Linked DNA regions of Homo sapiens: regions 1 and 3 are each linked to region 2. A link is a contact called in ENCODE Hi-C data. All regions are on one chromosome and are shown on one strand. Each heading gives the region's core, a stretch centred on a gene start or an enhancer-like site at or near the end of the contact. The rest is flanking DNA. Distances are from core to core; before and after follow the strand shown. Region 1 holds the start of RTL5 (retrotransposon Gag like 5). Region 2 holds the start of SNX12 (sorting nexin 12). Region 3 holds the start of PJA1 (praja ring finger ubiquitin ligase 1).

Evidence for each region. Hi-C counts contacts between places; a loop is a spot of excess contacts on that map. Pooled maps may share reads with other maps.
Region 1: a pooled map shows a loop between it and region 2 (5-fold over the local background). The contact joins the promoter of RTL5 here to the promoter of SNX12 in region 2. A Hi-C loop is called at or near these places in 5 of 50 pooled maps.
Region 3: a loop to region 2 is called in a pooled map, with 9 times the contacts of the local background. The contact joins the promoter of PJA1 here to the promoter of SNX12 in region 2. A Hi-C loop is called at or near these places in 4 of 50 pooled maps.

The regions. Positions count from the first base shown.
Region 1 is chrX:72,130,648-72,133,833 of GRCh38, reverse strand. RTL5 (retrotransposon Gag like 5) reads left to right here and starts at 1,919. Exons shown (of 1, transcript NM_001405151.1): 1 at 1,919-3,186. The coding sequence starts at 2,294. It overlaps NHSL2 (NHS like 2), which reads right to left. Exons shown (of 8, transcript NM_001013627.3): 2 at 1,600-1,755. RefSeq lists silencers at 1,839-1,898, 2,059-2,128.
Region 2 is chrX:71,066,349-71,069,909 of GRCh38, reverse strand. SNX12 (sorting nexin 12) reads left to right here and starts at 1,576. Exons shown (of 4, transcript NM_013346.4): 1 at 1,576-1,768. The coding sequence starts at 1,604. RefSeq lists silencers at 1,361-1,580, 1,420-1,613.
Region 3 is chrX:69,163,856-69,167,512 of GRCh38, reverse strand. It overlaps PJA1 (praja ring finger ubiquitin ligase 1), which reads left to right and starts at 2,060. Exons shown (of 2, transcript NM_001032396.4): 1 at 2,060-2,141.

The DNA.
Region 1 (3,186 bases), core at 670-3,169, 1.1 Mb before region 2:
ATCCCCACCTTGAGTGCTCAGTTACGAAAAGAGGCTCAGAATGCAGACACCTTTTGCTACTTTGGACTGCAAGTTCCTCTCTTTGAAGCCCTGCAGCTCTTAAGGTTTTCTGCGACCCTACCAAGGAAATGACCTGTGTGAAGCAAGAAGAGATTTACACCAGGAAGTCCAATCTGGAGTTCTTTCTTGGATGTCAAGAACTTTTACTTGAGCCTTTGTGGGCCGTGTTCCCTGCACCTTAGTCCCGCTGTAAGTGATGTCAGGTCTAGGAGGGCTAAGGTGAAGGAGAGGGAAGGAGGAGGTAACAGCATAAAAGAGGCAGAAGTTCAGCGGCATCATCAGTGAGTAAGGATGCACAAGATTTGAATAGGGTTGATTGAAGTGATGAATTTGATGAGAATACATGAAGAAAGTGAGAGTAGAGAAGGGACATTCATGCTGTATGTACACTGAACAAAGACTCAGAATCACAGAGATTTGGGGTTGCTCTTGGGGTTCTTTGGTCCAACGCCTCATTCTGTGCCCAGACTCCCTCCTCAGCAGCCCTTCTAGGTGTTTCTTCAGCCTCAGCGCACACACCTGCAGGGAAGGGGAGCTCCCTCCCTCCCAAGGCAGCTCATTTCTTCCACGGACAGTTGGGGCTGTCAGGTGTGTCAGAAAGTTCTTCCTTATCTGGAGGTGGAATGTGCCTCCTTCTGGGTTTCCACCCACTGGTCCTAATTCTGCCATGGTAGCAACACAGAGCACATCGACTCTTTTTCTGTGTGGCAAGTCCTTTGTTATCTGAACACAAGGCTCATGGTGTCCCTTGGCATCTTGCTTTTCCAAGGTCACCACTGCCCTGGTAGGGGGTGGGGGTTATGGCTGTCATCCTGTTGGTGGCCCATCAGCAGTTTTCTATTCGCCATTAGAGTTAACCTTTATTAGTATAGATAAAGGAGTGCTGACAAGACCTCTTTTCATGCTCAACATCCACTGAGCACCTCTTGGCAGGTGGGGAGGGAATCCAGCCTTGTGCCAGGTGCTTCTGGAAACCTAAGGGTAGCAAGATGTGATTCTTTACATCGAGAAGCTCAGGCTTGGTTAGGGGGGACAAAATAGGTGACCTCTGGGTGCTGTGTATTGGGCTTACTTTGGTGAGGCAGTAGCTATCCAGGGGTTATTGCAAGAGCAGAGTGAGTGAAGCCCAGAGTGGGAGATCCTGCAGATGCCCCCTTTGTCTTCTGGTGCCAGGATCCCAAAGGCATGGGCGATGTGGCAAGAGGGGGGCTGGAGGGAATGTAGGCCCACATTGTGGGAGTCTCCCACCCAGCTCTCGGTGAATGGCATAACTTATGGCCCTGCCTCAGTCTCTGTCCTTGTTTCCCCATGGGCTACTGAGCTGAAAAAAGGGGCTGGGGATGGGGGGAAACAGCCCTGGAAATAGCCTCTTTCAGAATCATTAGGCTGAAAGGTGAAAGCTGGAAACTGCTTTGTCGATTGTTTTTAAACTCTCTGTCTTTATCTTGCTGGTCCCTGTCCTCTTTCTTCTTTGCCTCCCTCCTGCCGCTGCGCATCTCGCTTCTGGGCTCCGGCCGCAGCCCCCCTCCCTCTCGGTACCTTGCAACAGGCTCTGGAGATTGAGCTGCGCCTCCCGAAGCAGCTCCTCTACACTCGGGGGCCTGCCCGAGGAGAGGAACACGTTCACTGGCTGTCGCCATGACGACCTCGAGTGGGCAGTCGCTGTCGCATTTTCCCGACCCGAGTTAGCTGCAGCTAGGGAAGGAGAGAGTCAGTGAGAGGCGCAGGCGAGCTGGAGGGGAGCGGCGCGCGGCGGCCAGTGGGCGCCCGCGGTTCCCCAAGGCCCGCCCCTGCGTGGGGTGGGGGGAGTGCGAGGCTGCGCTTAAAAGGCGGGGAATCGCCGGCCGCAAGATTTTTCCTCGACAGATCCTGCCGCAGTCCGCTCCCTCCCGCTCCGCTCGCCCCTGCCCGCCCGCCCGCCCGGTCGCGCGGTCGCCGCCGCCACCGTGTCGCCCGCATCCTCCGCCTGGCGCCTCCGGGCCCCGTGCCTCCGCCCGCCCTCTCCGGCCCCGGCGACGAGGTAACGCGCCCTGGGCCGAGCCGCCGGGCCCTCCGCCCAGAGCGCCGCCCTCCGAGCTCGCCCCGGTGGGTGTGGCCCGGCCTGGCCCGTGCCCCGCTGCCGCACTTCGGTCCCTCCCGAGCCCCGCCGCCGCATTTCGGCCTCCTCCGGCCGCCCGTAGTTCCAGTTCCCCTTTCCCCACCACGGAGCCCCAGGGCCCCTGGGCTTGTCGAGATGTCTGAGGCGTCAGGAAATCTCAACAGCCTCCGCATGGCGAATGTGGCCCTGCGCGAAGAATTAAATGCCCTTCGCGGGGAGAATGCCAATTTGGGCCTCCAGCTCGGGAGAGCCCTGGCCGAGGTTAATTCCTTGCGGGGCAATGTCTCCAGCTACATCCGCTGGCCAGTACCCATAGTGCCCGTCCTTGCGGAGGAGAACTTGGAGTTCGCGCTCAGTGAGATCGAAGTCATTCCCGGGGGAGAACTGCCCTTCTTGTGCCGGCCTCCCCCACGCGCGGAGCCCGACTGTATCTCGGATGATCTTTTGATTAACGTGATCCAGGATCGCAGCACCCCCGACGGGCCCGCTGACCCCCCTCTGCTGCCCATCCCGCCCCCGCCGGCGCTGCCTCCGCCCGCGTCAAAGGAACCGCCCCCGCAACCCCCTCTGGCACCGCTGGAGCGGCCTGAGATAGAGCCCTTTTCAGGAGACCCAGTCTACCTGGCTGAATTCCTGATGCAGCTAGAGACCTTCATAGCCGACCATGAGGTTCATTTCCCCGGGGGCGCCGAGCGGGTGGCCTTTCTGATCTCCTTTTTCACTGGCGAAGCCAAGGACTGGGCCATCTCGGTCACCCAGGAAGGAAGCCCCTTGCATGCCAACTTCCCGCGCTTCCTGGATGAAATCCGTAAGGAATTCTGTGGCCCCATCCCCCCACGTGTGGCTAAAAAGGCCATTCGCAAGCTCAAGCAGGGCCACTGTACCCTCGGCAGCTATGCAGATGCTTTTCAGTTCCTGGCCCAATTCTTGTCTTGGGATGACTGCCGCCTCCAAAACCAATTCCTCAAAGGCCTGTCGGAATTCTTCCGCAAAGAGCTCTTATGGTCAACAGAAATGGCCGACCTGGA
Region 2 (3,561 bases), core at 327-2,826:
GAGTGCAGTGGCATGATCTCAGCTCACTGCAACCTCTGCCTCCCGGGTTCAAGCGATTCTCCTGCCTCAGCCTCCTGAGTAGCTGGGATTACAGGCGTGTGCCACCATGCCCAGCTAATTTTTGTATTTTTAATAGAGACAGGGTTTCACCATGTTGGCCAGGCTGATCTCGAACTCTTGACCTCAAGTGATCTGCCTGCCTCGGCCTCCCAAAGTGCTGGGATTACAGGTGTGAGCCACCGCGCCCGGCCTGCATATGCTGTTTCTTATTCCAGAAATTACCTTTCCCTATTTCCACTCCTATTTGTCCTTTATGTCTTTTCATGTCTGTTAAACTCAGATGTTTCCTCCTCCAGGGGAACCTCCCCTAATTTTTCCAGTTATACATTTCCTATGTGCTGCTTTGAACATTTACTTATTTTGTATTTGTCGCATTATATTAGTTTTGTTTACTTGTCTCCCTTGCTAGAATGTTAACTCCTTGAGGGCAGGGACTCTTATTTAACTCCAGGATTTTAGTGTTTAGCATGGTGCTTGGCACGTATTTGCTTAGTGGATATTGGTTAAATTGAATTAAACAGCAATTGTGAAATTGTAGGGCCTCATACTCTGTTGAAAGAATTTCAGGCATCAGTGATATGGGAAATATTTTTTGAGTAGAGGAGGGCAGGGGAAAGGTGGAGAAAGGATGACCTGAAATCATCACCCAGTCTACCCTTTAATGTGGAGCATATGTAAATTAGTCATATAAATATTAATATTTCTATAGATATTCTCATGTAAACATTTATTCTATCTCCATTATGGGTTGCAAGCAACCTCAGAGCAGTGCCAAGTATGGAGTTCTGCGGAGTAGAAATAGAAGGTATGAAATAAGTACCCTCAATTTGCTGATAAATGTAAGATTGAGTACACCTGGAGTGTGGCAACAAGGAGTAAGATATGCCCAATTTTCCTGAAAAGTAAGAGAGAAATGTCTTTCTTTACCCCATCCTAGTTGCTTGCTGCTTTCCTGGCGCCATACGTAGTGCTGAGTGCGCCATTGTGTGTGGCGTGAACTGAAACCATCAGTGGCACAGGTGGGACGGCTACGTTATAGGTTCTCAGTACTATTGTTGGAACCCCACCCTCCATAGACCACCCTTCTATTTTCGCGGAAAACCAGGACTTATTCAGGTCACTGGGCTTCGGCCTATCACTGTAGGAGCCTGGCTCACGGGGCAGTGCCCACTGTTGATTGATACACGGTACGAGACAATTTCTTGGGTTGAGGAGCCGCGATTGGCGGAGCCAGCCTGTGCTGCTAGGCAGGGTATTGGGTACTGCGTATTGGGGATGCAGGTTCCCGGGTGGCCACAAACATCACCCGGAAGCCTGAATATGGCCTCCACTCTACAGGGCGCGCAGCAGTCAGCACGGCCGCTATTCAGAGCCCGGGGCCCAGGCCCGTGCGGCGTGCGCGTGCGTGCGTGGGCGCGCGTGCGCGCCGCCGCCGCCTGTGGGTTGGCTAGTTATTTTGCAAGCGGGAGGGGCCGTGCGCGCTCCTGCCTCAGGCCTCTGTCCCCCACCCCCTTTCCCCGGTCCCAGGCTCTCCTTCGGAAAGATGTCGGACACGGCAGTAGCTGATACCCGGCGCCTTAACTCGAAGCCGCAGGACCTGACCGACGCTTACGGGCCGCCAAGTAACTTCCTGGAGATCGACATCTTTAATCCTCAGACGGTGGGCGTGGGACGCGCGCGCTTCACCACCTATGAGGTTCGCATGCGGGTGAGTCACGGGGTGAGGGAGACAGCTGAGGGAGGACCGGGCGGCGCGAGCGGGAGGGGGGAGGGAGGCTACCGCGGGGGCAACTAACGGCGGGGAAGACGCCTTAGGGGTCATTTGGGGGTTAGGGGTATAATAGGCTTGGAACGAGGTCTGCCGATTCAGTTGTGGCCGGAGGATGCAGAAAACTCCTGAGGGAGACATCGGACGGGGATGCAGGAAAGCTACCCATGAGGAAGTGAAGCATGGCTGGATAGGGTGGGGTGGATGGAAAAAGATTAGAGTGAGGAATTCAAGGAGATAGGAATCACGGCTGTAGCGACTGAAGGAAGGGAGGGAGGATGGAAGAGGGCTGGGGGATGGAAAGCCAAGGCGATATATCGCTGAGCTCCATAACTAAACTAGGTTGTGAGAAGTCTGAAGAGGGAGGGCAGGAAGGCCGGCTGCTTTCTAATGAGGTCTCCCTGGGATAATGGAGTAAAGCAAAGCCTTGAATTAAAGGGAAGGTAGATTCCAGAAAAGGCAGACAGTAGGCTTGTGGGAGCAGAAATAAGAAAGGGAGTCTCCTTGAGACCGAGCGCTTTCCTAACTTGTGTCGGATCAGCATCTGAAGGAGAGAAATGTTTTATGCTTAAGTTTTCGCAGATACTACGTGCTGTCTCGCCTTGAAACCTGGCCTGGCCCTGGGATTGGTGCCTTGTCAGTCACTGCTTTCATTCTATGTGGATCCTTTAGATTTGAAGTATCCAGAATGTTTATTTCAGTATTTATTGACTCTCGTTTAGGTACTTTGTATATGAATGGCTTTTTGCCCTTTCTGTCCTAGATTACCCTTTTGGATTCTGACCCTGGTCTGTAGTTACTTTAATACATGACATTTCAGAATTGCCCAGGAGTGGCTTCTTCCAGCATGCATGATAGAGGACTTTACTCTCTAGTGCTTAGCCCATAATGCAAGGATGGAATGTGCAGATAGAGTACTTGGTTTGCAGGATCTTTTGCCCACTTGAAGTGGTTATAGGCAAAACAGTTTGAGAATCATTTTCTAGTTTTCCTTATGTTTTCTTCTCAGACTAAAAGGCCAGAATATTCTCTGTGGACAGCATCCTGCTCAAACAGCATTGAAGAACTAAAAGAGTGTATGTGCTTTCATTGTTGAAGGAGTGAATTGAATGAGAAATTGTGGTCTCCTACTTGGGCTTTGAAATCTTATTGAGAAATTATGATTTCCAGATTCCAAGTTTGGCAAAGTCCAAACTGAAGAAAGAAAAGTGAATAGCAAAACATGAGAAACACTTGTCTATATAAGAACTATGTGAAATCATGTCTTTGGGGGAGAATGGAATTTAGGTCCTTCAGAATATGATAAAAGCAGGAAATTGTCAGTGCTGGAGAACTTAGTTACCTGAGGGAGCTTGGGCATGACTAGTACAGCATAAGGGCTGTCTGCTGTGGGGTTTTGGAGACATTCAATGCATTACCCAAGAGTCTTAGGGATTCTGAATGAAATCGCTCTTTACTCAGGGTATTCTTTTTTTTTTTTTTTTTTTTTTAAGAGATGGAGTCTCGTTCTATTGCCCAGGCTGCCGTGCAATGGTGCAATCTCGGCTCGCTGCAACCTCCGCCTCCTGGGTTCAAGCAATTCTCCTGCCTCATCCTCCCGAGTAGCTGGGATTACAGGCACATGCCACCATGCCTGGCTAATTTTTGTATTTTTAATAGAGACGGGGTTTCGCCATGTTGGCCAGGCTGGTCTTGAACTGCTGACCGCAAGTGATCCTCCTGCCTCGGCCTCC
Region 3 (3,657 bases), core at 811-3,310, 1.9 Mb after region 2:
TTGTTTGGCACATAAATTTTTGTGACTATCATATGTTTTTTTTTAAAATGCACTGTTCTGCAACATGCTTTTTTCACTTAATATATTTATATTAGACCAGTACATATATACATATATACTTGCCTTCTTTCTTTCTTTCTTTTTTTTTTTTTTTTTTTTGAGACAGGGTCTGACTATTGCCCAGGCTGGATCACAGTGGCGCAATCTTGGCTCACTGCAGCCTCAACCTCCTGGGCTCAAGTGATTCTCCCACCTCAGCCTCCCAAGTAGCTGGGACTACAGGCACGTACCATTGCGCCAGGGAAATTTTTACGTTTTTTTTGTAGAGATGGGGTTTCACCATATTGTCCAGGCTGGTCTCAACTCCTGGGCTCAAGCAATCCTCCTGCCTTGGTCTCCCAAAGTGCTGCGATTACAGGTGTCAACCACCATGTCTGTACATGAGCCACCATGCAACATGTTTAAATAAATTTAAACAATTTATTTGTTGAGGAGAATTAAAGTTGTTTGCATTATCTTGCTACACTCCTATTCACATATCTTTCTCCATTTGTGTGTCTCAATAGAACACACAATAGAGCAATTGACTAGAAGTAGAATTGCTAGATGAAAATGTATCTCCATTAAAAAATTTGATAGTTTCAGATTTCTCACCAATGAAGTTCTATTATTGTTATTATTATCATCATCATTTTGAGATGGCATCTTGCTTGGTTGTCCAGGCTGGAGTGCAGTGGCGTGATCTTCACTCACTTCAGCCTCAACCTCCTGGGCTCACACAATCCTCCTGCTTCAGCCTCCTAAGTAGTTGGGACTACAGGCACACACCACCAGCTTGTCATATCTTTCTCAGTGAATAAAGCAACCTGTTTTGTTCTCTTTAGTTCTTTTTACTTTGAGTTCTCGATGTTTAGGATATTGATATTGTTACGAGTTTGTTTCCTCCTTCCTTTCCTTCCTTTTTTTTTTTTTTGCTTCTTTCCTTCCCTCATTCCCTCTCTCCCTTTTTTCTGCTAGTATTTTACTCTCATATATTTTTTATTCCTATTTCTGCTTTAGGTGAAACTCACATAAATAGAATATAACTTAGCTTTTAAAAACAAAATGCTCAAAATAAGAGTTTGGTTTTTATTAGGAGATGTTAACCCATAATGCATGCTGATATATTTGGATTCCTGCATTTTTGTTTTCTTTTTGCATCCTTTTTTTTGTACCCCCCCAGCAACATTTCTTGACCTTTGTTAAGAATGAGTTTTTCTCTTTGTTCCACATATTATTACTTTAATGGTTTGAAAGTTATACATTTTATTTCTATTATGTTGTTACCCCTAAGATTTTTGTTCTATTATGCATTTTGTTTCCAGTAAGAACAAAACTTTGCTACTGTTGTGAACATGGGAAATGTTTACATTGGCTGTAAATACTAGAGTTCCATTATAAAGCGCAATTTAAAGACTTCAGAATTCAGTAAAATGGTATAAATCCAAAAGGCGTAACTACAATATTTTTAACTGCAATGCAATAACAGAATATGAACCTGTGTTGTGTCCTATGATCTCTTGGACAGAGAAGCTTGGTTTTGTGATTAGCAGCAACAAATTCAACATAAACAGCTTCAATTTGCTTTAACCATCAGGTTAAAAAAAATTTAAGCTTACTGCAACCCTAAATATGGTTTCACAGTTTTAATACTTTCGGTACAACCATAACACGTAACATAGGATGTGATGTAGTAACGTAATTACTCTCACATTGGACTTAATCAGAAAGAATTTGCAGATTTTATTTTATTTATTAAAAAACCAGAAGGCAATATAGCTAAATGTTTAACATTAGTTAAAGCTGGGTGTTTGTGACATTTTTCGCTGTCCTTTTCTGTATCCTTGACGATTTCATCATTTAAGATGAAATAATGCTTTCGGGCCCACCCTGATTTGTGGAGAGCAGCTGCCGCCCCCGCCACATCAAGGAGGCGGGCTCCAGCTGACTTCACAATCACTTCCGCCGCCGCAGTCGCCGCCCGCCCCGCTGCTGTCTGGCGGGGGAGGAGCTCGGGACCGGGAGCAGCGGCTCTGGCGGTCGTGGCGGTCGGAGATCCGAGAGCTCTGCTTCTCTGAAAAGCGTGTGGCTTTCTGGACTTGGTGAGTGAAAGGCTGATTGTTTCCTCGATTCATCCGGGCGCTGGCGGTGGCGCGAGTGGCCGGGCGCGGGGCGAGTGGCCGGGCACGGGGGCGAGGATTTTGGGGGGTTCCTGGGAACTGCTTTTCAGGTTCGCCCCTCGGGAAGGGGTGGGGCGGACGCGGGACCTGACTGCAGAGTGAGGCCCATGTCCTCCATCGGCCTGTTCTGGGGCCACATCTTCCGCTGCCGGAACCCCTTTGGTGTGGCGCGGTCCCCACTCGAGTGGCTTTCATCGCTATTGGGAGGGCAGTGGTGGTCGCGGCCCTCTCCCACTTCTCCCTGCCTCTCCTCCCCTCTCCTTCCTTCTTCCCTCCTCGGCCCCTTTGCGGAGCACTCCGTGGCCTTTCTTCCCATATTTTGCTGTTGTTTTGCCAAATGGTAAATGGTTAAGATTTTTAGGTAAAAATACTGTTCCCAGGGAAAAAATTGGAAGGAAAAAATAATTATTCTCAGGGAAAACTAGACCCACGCACGCCCTTTTCTTTCATTTTCCCTCTCCCCTGCCACATCGGTTGGGGTCTCCCGTTTGAGCTGATGGCCTTTTCCCACCTCTTTTTATGACATTGCGTCCCCCCTACCCCCCACCCCCCGTGTGTCGCGAGCACGCGCCCCCGCACAGAAGCCTTCCATTGCAGCCCCCTCCTTGCCCCTCCATCCTCAAGGTTCCAGTGCTTCCCCTCCCCCGCGCATGCGCAGGCACACGCAGCACACACCCTCTCACACACCCTCACACCCTCACACCCTCCCATGCCTTCCCCCTCCTCTATCCGCCTACCACATACACACCTCTAGCACCGGCCCCCTCCCTGCTCGGCCTCTGCGTGCTCTCGCGAACACATGCCTATTCACACACCCCCTCCGGCTGCCCTCCTTCTTCCTTCCTGTCATATACACACATAAGGACATCCTTCTATCGCTGGCCAGTGACATACATATGTAGCCACATGTGCTCATTCATACCCCCTTCTCAAATGCTCTCCTCTATTGCTCTGTCTGCCACGTGTGTCAGACACAGCTCTCTTTTGCTGGTCCCTGAGGTGCACACACTCGCACTCACATAAATCCTTCTACGGGGACACAACCTGCCTCCCTGCTTGCCATATCCACACAGGCAGGCATCATTCTTTGATTGCCTGCCTCTGTTCCATCCACCTCAAGCACATCCCTCTCCAGTGCTGCGCACCCCCCACCCCCGCTTCCATTTGTGCCTGCTGCATTTGCTCACACTGACATTTCTCCATTGTTGCCTCCCATTTTGACTAACATACACACACACAAACTCTCAGACACTCCTCTCCATTGCCAACCATACACTCCTCTGCCTGTGACATACGCATAAACATGGGCATCCTTCTGTAGTTTCAGCTGCCTCACATACAGCTACACACACAAACACCTTCCCTTTCCTCATACATACACGCACCCCTCTCCTCCAAAGCCACCCCACCCATGCCTGTCATTTTCATACCCACATCC